Regions from separate parts of the Mus musculus genome. Here all the other regions are linked to region 2. A link is a contact called in ENCODE Hi-C or POLR2A ChIA-PET data. All regions are on one chromosome and are shown on one strand. Each heading gives the region's core, a stretch centred on a gene start or an enhancer-like site at or near the end of the contact. The rest is flanking DNA. Distances are from core to core; before and after follow the strand shown.

Evidence for each region. A loop is a pair of places that touch in the nucleus more often than their neighbours do. ChIA-PET counts read pairs that join two places held with the same protein, here RNA polymerase II (POLR2A).
Region 1: a map of T-helper 1 cell shows a loop between it and region 2 (2.2-fold over the local background). The contact joins the promoter of Mettl21a here to the promoter of Klf7 in region 2. A Hi-C loop is called at or near these places in 1 of 37 maps with a recorded cell type or tissue (T-helper 1 cell). POLR2A ChIA-PET finds 5 or more read pairs at or near these places in 2 of 5 experiments (Patski and embryonic stem cell).
Region 3: a map of heart shows a loop between it and region 2 (2.0-fold over the local background). The contact joins the promoter of Fastkd2 here to the promoter of Klf7 in region 2. A Hi-C loop is called at or near these places in 1 of 37 maps with a recorded cell type or tissue (heart). POLR2A ChIA-PET finds 5 or more read pairs at or near these places in 2 of 5 experiments (Patski and embryonic stem cell).

Annotation. Positions count from the first base shown.
Region 1 is chr1:64,616,458-64,619,468 of GRCm38, reverse strand. Mettl21a (methyltransferase like 21A) reads left to right here and starts at 1,705. Exons shown (of 3, transcript NM_025964.4): 1 at 1,705-3,011.
Region 2 is chr1:64,119,985-64,123,131 of GRCm38, reverse strand. Klf7 (Kruppel-like factor 7 (ubiquitous)) reads left to right here and starts at 1,743. Exons shown (of 4, transcript NM_033563.2): 1 at 1,743-2,232. The coding sequence starts at 2,131. It overlaps Gm35880 (a long non-coding RNA gene), which reads right to left and starts at 1,565. Exons shown (of 3, transcript XR_373464.4): 1 at 1,461-1,565.
Region 3 is chr1:63,729,353-63,732,417 of GRCm38, reverse strand. Fastkd2 (FAST kinase domains 2) reads right to left here and starts at 1,793. Exons shown (of 12, transcript NM_172422.3): 1 at 1,727-1,793; 2 at 197-1,018. The coding sequence starts at 931. It overlaps Mdh1b (malate dehydrogenase 1B, NAD (soluble)), which reads left to right and starts at 2,100. Exons shown (of 11, transcript NM_029696.4): 1 at 2,100-2,147. The coding sequence starts at 2,126.

The sequences.
Region 1 (3,011 bases), core at 456-2,955, 500 kb before region 2:
TACAACGTGGTTAAGGAGTCGAGTCCTCTTAACTGACAATGACACCTGGGAGTCAAGAGGACGAGGAAGATCTTACAAGCCTTGAAGGTCTCCAAAAGAATTCCTACCTTGCCAAACAGTCACACTAAAACATGTACCTCATTAATTTTGTATGAATCTTTTGAGGGCACATACATGTTTACGGTATGTGTGCTTTGTGCATACAGGGGACTGAAGAGGACACTGGGTCCGTGGCACTTAGGTGGAGTCTTGGATTTTTGTAAGCCATCATGTGGGTGCTGGGTTCTGATCCTGCATCCTTTGCAAGAGCAAAAGGCGCTCTCAACCACTAAGTCATTTCTCCAGCCCCTCTACCTCACTCACATTGGAAGTCTCCCAAGTTGTTAGCACCCCCCGTTGTGGTACCACCTAAGCAATGCTGCAGCACGCTCTGTTCTCCACGATTACAAAGGTTTCTTTCTCACTCCTGTTTCAGTTGTGAAGCTCCAACCGGGGACCTGGTGCTAAAGAGAGCCTGGATGTTAAGACACAAGCCTTGGCTAGGCATGGTGACACACAACCTGTAATCTCAGCACTTGCCAGTCTGGGGCAGGTGCATCTGAGTTTGAAGCCAACCTGGTACATATATAGTGAGTTCCTGGGCAGACAAGGCTATGTAGAGAAGAGAGATCCTGTTTTAAACTAAACCAAACCAAAGCCCTGGGATAGTGAGAAAGGAGCAACTACCCAGCTGCGAGGGGCTCTTTCACCCACGTTCTGATGGTAAGAACAATTTGTATGGTCAAGTATGAACTAAGGATAGGAAAATCCCTGGGCATATTAAAGACAGCCATATAGCAGGCTGAGCACTTAAATATGTACTCTATCAAATGCTCATTACTCTCTCCCCCAAGGATTAAACAAGTCTTTCTTCTCAGATATTTAGAGGCTCACCAGTGGTTTCTGTTTGTGCTCTCTTTAATGTCTACACTGCTATAGATGTTGATTTTCCTAAGCGGATGTGTGCCCTTTCTAAGCAAGTCGGCAATAATTACAACTCTGGGAGCTAGGAGGGGCAAAAGGAACACGGTAAGTAAATGTAATGTTGCAAATGCTCTTGTTGGCAGTGTGCTGGAGAGCTTGGGGGAAGTTTTAAAGTCATATACATATGTATGCAATCCTCCCCTGTGTGTGTATACATTTTCAGTGGAAAGATGGAGAATAGGGAGACAGAATGGTTAGCTAGATCCCAGGAATCTGGGGAGGTCAACCCATTTACATTTTTGAATGTTTTTCTGACCCAAAGTCTACACTTTCCTGTGCCTAGTTTAGGTCCCCAAAAGAAAGAAATAAAACAGAAAACACACGGAAGAAAGGTATTTCTTCTTCTAGTAACTACATATCAACGTGGTGTGGTCTTTTCACTTGTGCGTATTCACTGATGAAATCGGATTAGCTCTCTCTAGCGCAAAAACGTGAGCTTTAATAAGAAAAGGAAAAGGGGAAGCTGAGAAGCCGAGATAGCACAAAGCCATGGAGCAAGTAAGGAGAAAACTTACTAAGAGAAAAAACGGAGGAAGAAAAGACCCAAACAGGAAACTCAGTAACTTGAGGAAAGGGCTCTTACTGGTCCCCAGTTTACTGCAGGCCACTTGTCCCCAGTCTCCCGCAGCTGGTGCTGGAATGTGGAGGTCAGGCGCGCCCCCTGCCGGCCGGGAGAGGCGAGGGCGGTCGCGGCTCGGCAGGGTCCGGCACGCGGAGACCCTTGGGTGGCCAGGTCCGGGGATGGAGTTTGCAGCCGAGGCTGCCGGCCAGGATTTAGAAAGGCGTCCATTTCGGCCAGCAGAGTGGCGGCGTGGAGCGACGCGAGCGCCCGAGCGCATGTGGTCGGGCTCAAAACCCGGCCTGGGCGTCGCACGCCCACTCCCCAGCCGCGCCGTGGTTAGGGATGCTCGGTAGTGTTCTCTCCCACTTCACTGCCACCAAACGCGGTGACTACGTTTAGTTCTCTACTTCGCTACGCATCCTTGGGCGCCAACGTCGCCGACTAACTGTCCACTTTAAGGTCGGCCTTTCTCCCATGCAAGGCACCCCACGCCCCTGTGCACTCGCCCTCCCTGGCGCCCCAAAACCGTAGGGCCTCACAGGAACTACACAGCACGGGCCAGGGGAAAGCGGCGGTACCGGGGAAGGGGACCGGAAACCCGCGTCTCTCTTCCCGGAACCAGCTTCCACCGCCTTCTGCCAATCCAGCCTTTTAAGGAGGAGCTCCGCACAGCGACTGGGCAAGGCTGTGCGCTTGCGCGGCTCGGGTACCCTCCCGGAACCGTGAGTATCTACGTGGAGGCACTGCAGGGTGGCCAGCGGGCTGTGTGGGCGCCAAGCCTCCACCCGAGGGTCCGAAAGGAGTCTCTGCAGAGCCCTGCTCCCACCATGCTGGGTTCCCGGGACTCTTTCGTGGGCGCGAGGGAAGCGCATCTGTGGCCCCCGGGTGTCGTGCGGGACGTGCTTTTTGTCCCGCGGGTTGTCCGCCAGTATTGTCCGCTCCAGCCCCCAGGGTGACTCCATCCACTCTGCCGTAGGGAGCCTTCTAGGGTCAAAAGGCAGGGCGAACCCTTAGGATTTAGCAGAAGTACGCATTTGGCTCCTTTGTCCTAGCTGAACATGAGGATGTAGGTTGGCGGACCAAACAAACAAAAATGTGGGAGCTGGGTCCAGACAGATCAGGTGCCCAGGGCCGTCACTGTCACTTCGTGTACCGTTCTTTATGTAATGCCCAAGTAGTAACAGGAGCCTGTAGGGTGCCACAGTAGTTAGAGATTTCTAGGCGTTTCCTCCTCAGAGTTATTAGTTGACACCAATTCAGAGCCAATTTTCACTTCCCTCAAGTCTCGGAGGAAAAGCTGTTGAAGAAATTGGATGCACCTCAGTCTATTTCTTAGTTTGAACTTGTAATAACGTCAACAGCTTTTCCAAGTTACTTAAGTAAGATACAGCACTCAACTTCTGACTCTGGTGACACTCAGGATTCT
Region 2 (3,147 bases), core at 494-2,993:
AATGCCTCCTAACAGTGACATACTACCCTAGGCGTATTTTGTTTCTTCTAACAAGAGTGGCAGATATTTGAATTCTTGTTCCTGGGAAGCCCAGGCCTTTACTGCCATTTGCTCAAGTCATGGAGCTGATCGGAGGCAGCACATTGTAAGCAAGGCATCAATTATGCAAAGAATTTTGTTTCTTTGACCAACAAGAATGTCAGGCACTAAAGGGCAAATAAACCGGCTTTTCTCCAATCTTAGTAATTAATTTCCTCTGGGGGAAATGGGTGATCTTTTGTTTTATGAAACAAATGTAATGTTCTTATCAATAGAAAGGAATGATATGGAGTCGATTAAATTGTATTTCTCCCATTGAAGGTATAAGGACGTTTCTCGTGTCTAAGTACTGAATTCTGTAGTTATTCTAAAGGAGTCCAGCTTTCGGTGTATTTTGGAGAAGGCACACGAGCCATTTAAGGTCAAGCAAACAAATGGGCAACTCTTAACCACGTGCATTGCACAGGTTTCCATTTCTGAGCTTGCAGAATCTTGAGATCTTTAGAGCCCTGCTCCATACCTGCTCCATGAAGTTACTGGATAAACCTCTTGTAAGGATCTGCTAGCTAACTGCTCCCCGCTCCAGCCTGCACCCTAATTCGACCCACGCTCCCCCTATTCTCTTTCATGCACACGCTTAGATGCTGGACACCAGACTCCTGGCCAGGTTTTAGGCTCAGTTCAGAGGAAAAGGAGGGCGGTAGGCGATCGGCGGCGCGCACGGAGGCGCGCGGGCCGGGGCGGGGACAGCGTGCAGCGTCGGGGGCGGGCGCAAGCTAGTCTCCGTGCAGCTCGCCTTTGTTCTCTGCCATTGTGAGGCACTTCCTCTCTGGCACTTCATTTCGGCACCCTGTGGGGAATTCGGAACTGGCTTTTGGGCTTTAGTCTGGGGTACGTGACGCTGTCCTGAGCCTGGGCTCTCCCTTGCTACCCTTCTTCCCCATGCTTGGCGGAAGGCCGAGTGCAAAGAGCTCCTTGCCCCCGACCGCTGCGCCGCCGCTCTACCGGCTGCTCCCGCAGGAGGCATCTTAACCCAGGACCGGGACCGCACCTCCCGATCGGCCACCGCGGCAACCCGTCCCCTCGGATCTGCACTGGGTACGGGCGCCGGCGGCTCGGGCGAGCCCTGCAGCGAGGGTCGGAGGCCAGCGCGCAGCCCGAACCCGGCCGCCTAGGCGTCCCAGGAGCCAGCGCAAGTGTCGCAGCAACACTCCCTGGCGCTCAAGCTCCCCGGCCGCCTGGCGGACTCCTCTACCCCTTTATATAGCCCTCTAAAAATAGCTTGCCTCGTACCGCCTTGTAAGGCAGCAGGGAGATCCGCAGCGCGCCAATCGGCGGCTGCCGTCGGGGCCAGGCCCCGCCCCATGGTCCTCTCCGAGTGCCGCATTGGTCCTCAGTGACTTCATGAGCCCCCTGTTTACCTTACATGGTCACACGCGGCCTAATGGACGCCCTCCTCCGAGATCCCACGGCTGCGCGCAAAACGGGGCGGAGGGAGGGAGTTTGGGGAGGGGGAAGAGCAGGAGGAGGAGACAAGGGGGGGGGACTACAAACTAGCGAGGATGGGGTGGGGGGTGGGGAGGGAAGGGAAGGGGTGGGGGGGGAGAGAAGCGATCGCGAGAAAAAAAATGCAACCTCCCAAAATAAAGAGCAAAGATTGCATTAGGAGCGAACAGCGCTGCAGATATAGATGGCAGCTTCGTGTCAGTGAGTTTGCGTTCCCCTTCCTGATCCACGCGCTGGAGTGATTAGAGCCCTGGAAGGGAATTGTTACTCCCGTGAAGTCCCCTTTTCCTGGCAGTCATCTGCACTGTACACGCTGGATCCCTCTCTCCGATCCACCCCACTCACTCGCTCCTCTCTCACCTCCTCTCTCACCTCCTCTCTCTCCCTCCTCTCTCACCTCCTCTCTCCCTCTCTCCTGCATTGATTTTTTTTCTCTCCTTTTTTTAGTTGACTGAAACAAAACAAAACAAAAGGGCCACTGGATGTCTGCCTTCTTGGGGGGTGAGCCAGACAGACTGACAAACAAACAGACCCAGCTGAGCTCGGGGGAGGGTTTCTCCTCCGGTTTTGCCCGGCAGCAGCAGCATGGACGTGTTGGCTAGTTATAGTATATTCCAGGAGCTACAACTTGTCCACGACACCGGCTACTTCTCAGCTTTGCCATCCCTGGAGGAGACCTGGCAGCAGGTGAATGATTTAAATTACTTGTGTAAATCGTGTGGCGGCGGCGGAGACGCAGGGGCTGCGTTTGGTGTGGGCTTTGAGTTGAAATTTTTTTAATTAATTTTTTCTTTTTATTTATTTATTTATTTTTTGGCTGTGTGTTGTTTAAAATGTTTTGTGAAACAATCATATGCGCTTACCTCTCCACCCACCCCTAGCCCCTTAGTGTGTTGAGCTGAGCCGGTCCTAGCTGCCTGCATTTCTGTCACCAACACACATCCTTGCGCACACGTTGTCGGCTCGCTGTCCCCTAGCAGAGAATTGCTGGCGAACTTCTCGGGTTTGGAGGAGCCGGGTGGGAAGGTGGTCGAGCAATGGTTGACAGGATACCACGTTCCTAGATGCAGGAGTTCTGACCTTAGTACTTAAATCAGCTTTATCCATTTCAACTGGTCCTGAAGACCGTCAAGGGGGGTGGGGGGAAGCACGGAGTGTTTTTCCCAGTAATTTACTGAGTGTCAATAAAGAATAGGAGCTTGATTTTTAGATACAAGGTGAGCTGTACGAAGAGAAGCCAGGTGACAAAAGATGCTTAAGGATATGTACAAGGAAGATGAGAAGATATGTCTCTCTTAGGCTGACAATGTATTGTATGGTTTCTCTAGCTAATGCCTCCAGAGAGAGCAGCCTGTACTGTGTCCTTGCTTTTTGTTTGTTTGTTTGGGGTGCCTCTCAGGTTAGCACCACCTTGGACAAAGGGTGGTGTGTGCTTCCTTGCTTCCCTACTTTGTCTTAGAGGACTAGTTAAGAAAACTCCTAGGATGCTAAAGGGTACCGGTGCCAAGTTCTCTTGGCATCTCCGGGAGGTTGAAGCCTGACTGGGGACAAGTTCACTGGGCTTTGTGAAGTGGAATAAAGAAAGTGCTGGTCAGTGGAAAG
Region 3 (3,065 bases), core at 544-3,043, 390 kb after region 2:
CCCTAGAGAAGGTCGGTGGGGCAGGTTTTCACAAATTTCCAAAGCAAAAGAAATGATCTAACTTAAGATCTCCTAGCCATTAAAACATACATTCTGCTGATAGTCTTTTAAGGAAGCTATACACACCTACATCCCCTGAGCTCCTTCAAACCATGTTAAACGCAGTACAGCCACACTTAAGTCTCTTTGGACTTACCTGAATCGTCCTCAGCAAAGTCTGTACCATAAGAGTGTTCTGAGGGATTCCCAGCTTCACTATAGCATTAAGGCTGAACAAGAGGTGGTCATAGTGCATAATCTTGGCTTCTCTCATCATCTGCTCACACAGCTGGTTAAAGGCAGGGTGACTGAACATCAGCTGTCTCTCAAAGCGCCTCTTGTCTTCAGATATCCTTTTGGCAATTATCCACATTGCTAAGAAATAGTTACTACCAGGAAATGTAGGTGCTTTTGAAAATGTGTCCAGCACATCACTCAGAGAGTTACACTCCTGGGCTAGCTTTTTATAATTCACAGGGGTTGGTCTTACTTTCTTGGTGAACACATCTTCACTGGAGGTATGATGAAAGTTTATTTTCTTTAAATCATGATCAGATGTCCCATCAGAGACAAAAGAATGTTTTGCATCAAAGGACAGTCTTCTAGGACAAAGCAGCCTATCAGGTTTAAAAACGGCTGAATGGCTTATGCCTTTAGTTTGAATACAACCATCTACTGATTTAGAAATAAATATATCCTGAAAGAGGTATCTAACAGATGGTTGCAATCCCTCATCAAAAACATTTAGCCGATGGTTTCTTGGGTTCCATTTTGAATGAATAACCTCTGGTCTGCAAGTTCCCAATGGATCTATCCTCAAAGCTCTGCTTCTTGGAAGTAACGTACTGAATCGTCGGATGGTCCATAACAAGGAACGTGCTTTGCTATTCATTCTGCTATCTATTGGCACACTTTCAAATACCCAAGATGCAACGCAAGTTGCCGTCTTTCTAAAAAAGAGCACATGCTGTGGACTGTCCTGTAGAGGATAGGTAAATAAAAGAAATAATGGTTAAAAACTGTTGCTTAAATAAGGGAAATGCATCTAACAGGGGCTTGCATGGGCACCGACGAGCCGCTAGAGTTTTATATTAAAATGGAACATGTCCTCGGTATGCTTCCTCCACGTTTATTTCATCTTTGTAAAAGTACCCAGGTCAATCACTTTAGCAGTTGTGGATAAAGTAGTTTCAATCAGTCAATCAATAAATGTGGATAAAGTAGCATAGATAGGTAGGTAAACTGAGAGATAGAAATAGACAGCTAGAAAGATAGATAAGACAGACAGAAAGATAGATAAGAATGTCTTGTGTAGGTGTTCAATATCGGCTAAGGAGAACTTTGTTAACACTACTTTGGAGGCCTTCACTGAAAACTGTATCATTGATGGACACTTCAGATCATCTTGCATTGGCCAAAAGCGAACTGTTAAGAAAACGTACTCGGACAGGTCGGTCTTGGTTAGGGACGGAATTAAAGAAAAAAAGCGATGTCCTTCCCGCCTGAGAATCTACAATCAGCCAGGTTCATCAAGATCCCGGAACCGGAGTCGGTGTCTTTCCGCAAATGGGCCGCCCAGCACTGCCCTAAACTTAAGACCCAGGCCACTTCCCAAACTTTTCTCCCCTAGGTAAAAAGACAAGTACGATCCGGCCCGCGATTCCGCTTCTGCTTGCCATCCACTCACCTTCGAACAGAACCCCGTGACTACACATAGGCGCAGCCATGACAGTTCCTCCTCAAGCGGCGCGTCTGGTGACGTATTACGGATTCTTTTATAAGTCAAAAAGCATCGGTTCTCAGCGACCGCGGAGGCCATGTGCAAATAGGGAGGAAAACCTTCCAGAAAGAATAGTTTCTATTCTCTGATGAAAAGATAGAAGCGAGAGCCTTAGGAAAACACGGAGCTTATAAAGTTCATCTATTGTTGTTTATGGAAACTCAAAACATTCAAATAGTGACTTTGAACTTTTAGCCCCTGGCGGTGCAGCCTCTTTTGAACGCGCCTGCGCCAGTTTTAGTACCCGCCGCGGTTGCCAGGAAACCGTGACGCCACGGTCCCAGTTTCTAGGTCTTGCTAGAAATCATGGCCAAATTTGTGATCGCGGGTGAGTGCTTCTCTAGTAAGCCCACAGATCTCTTCCCATGGGTGGTCAGCCTTGTTAACTGGCTTCTGTTCTTCAGCCCCATCCTTTAGAAGGATCATCTCAGGCTTTCTAGGCATTCATTTAAAGACGCTTGATACACAGTGGCAATGTGTCAAAGTCAGATGAGCAATGGGGACACGTTGGGGAAAATTCCCACCTCTGCCCTTGGCCAGTTTTAATTCCCACAAAACGTATAAGGGGTACAAAACGTATAAGGAATTCCTCTGATCTGCTGTGACTAATGTAATGATGGACAACTGCACAGGCCTCGGCGGGGTTGGCGGGAAAAGGAGCATAAGGAATGGATGGAGAGAAGGAAATAACTAAGCTATTAAAGAAACCAACCTCCAGATAAAGGCAAAGAGCTAGAAGATCTGTAGTCTAATGGAGGACCTGGATGTGGGAATGTCGCAGGGCCTGGGTTAGAATTACAAAATATAAACTAGATATTTAGTTTAAACAACAACAACAACAAAAGTTTGTACTAAATCTTGAACAAAATTTAACGAATTTAGGTAAAAATAATGTCAAAGTGTCAATTCGTCTACATTTTTAATGTAGACCATCTTGACAGCTGGAAGCAACACCACTACTTACTGGAACAGGCTGTTGACTGTATCTGCTTCCTCTTCTTTCACCAAGTATCTTTTTTTTCCTTTTTATTATTATTTTTTATTAGGTATTTATTTCATTTACATTTCTAATGCTATCCCAAAAGTCCCCCACCCACCCACTCCCACTTCTTTCACCAAGTATCTTAAAAGAGCTCCCTACTGTTCTATCCTTCCTTCCACTCAGTCTGGCTTCTCCTTTGGCCTTCCTATACAAACTATTTTGGCCACAATCACTTCTTTATTACACAATTGGAATTTACCATCC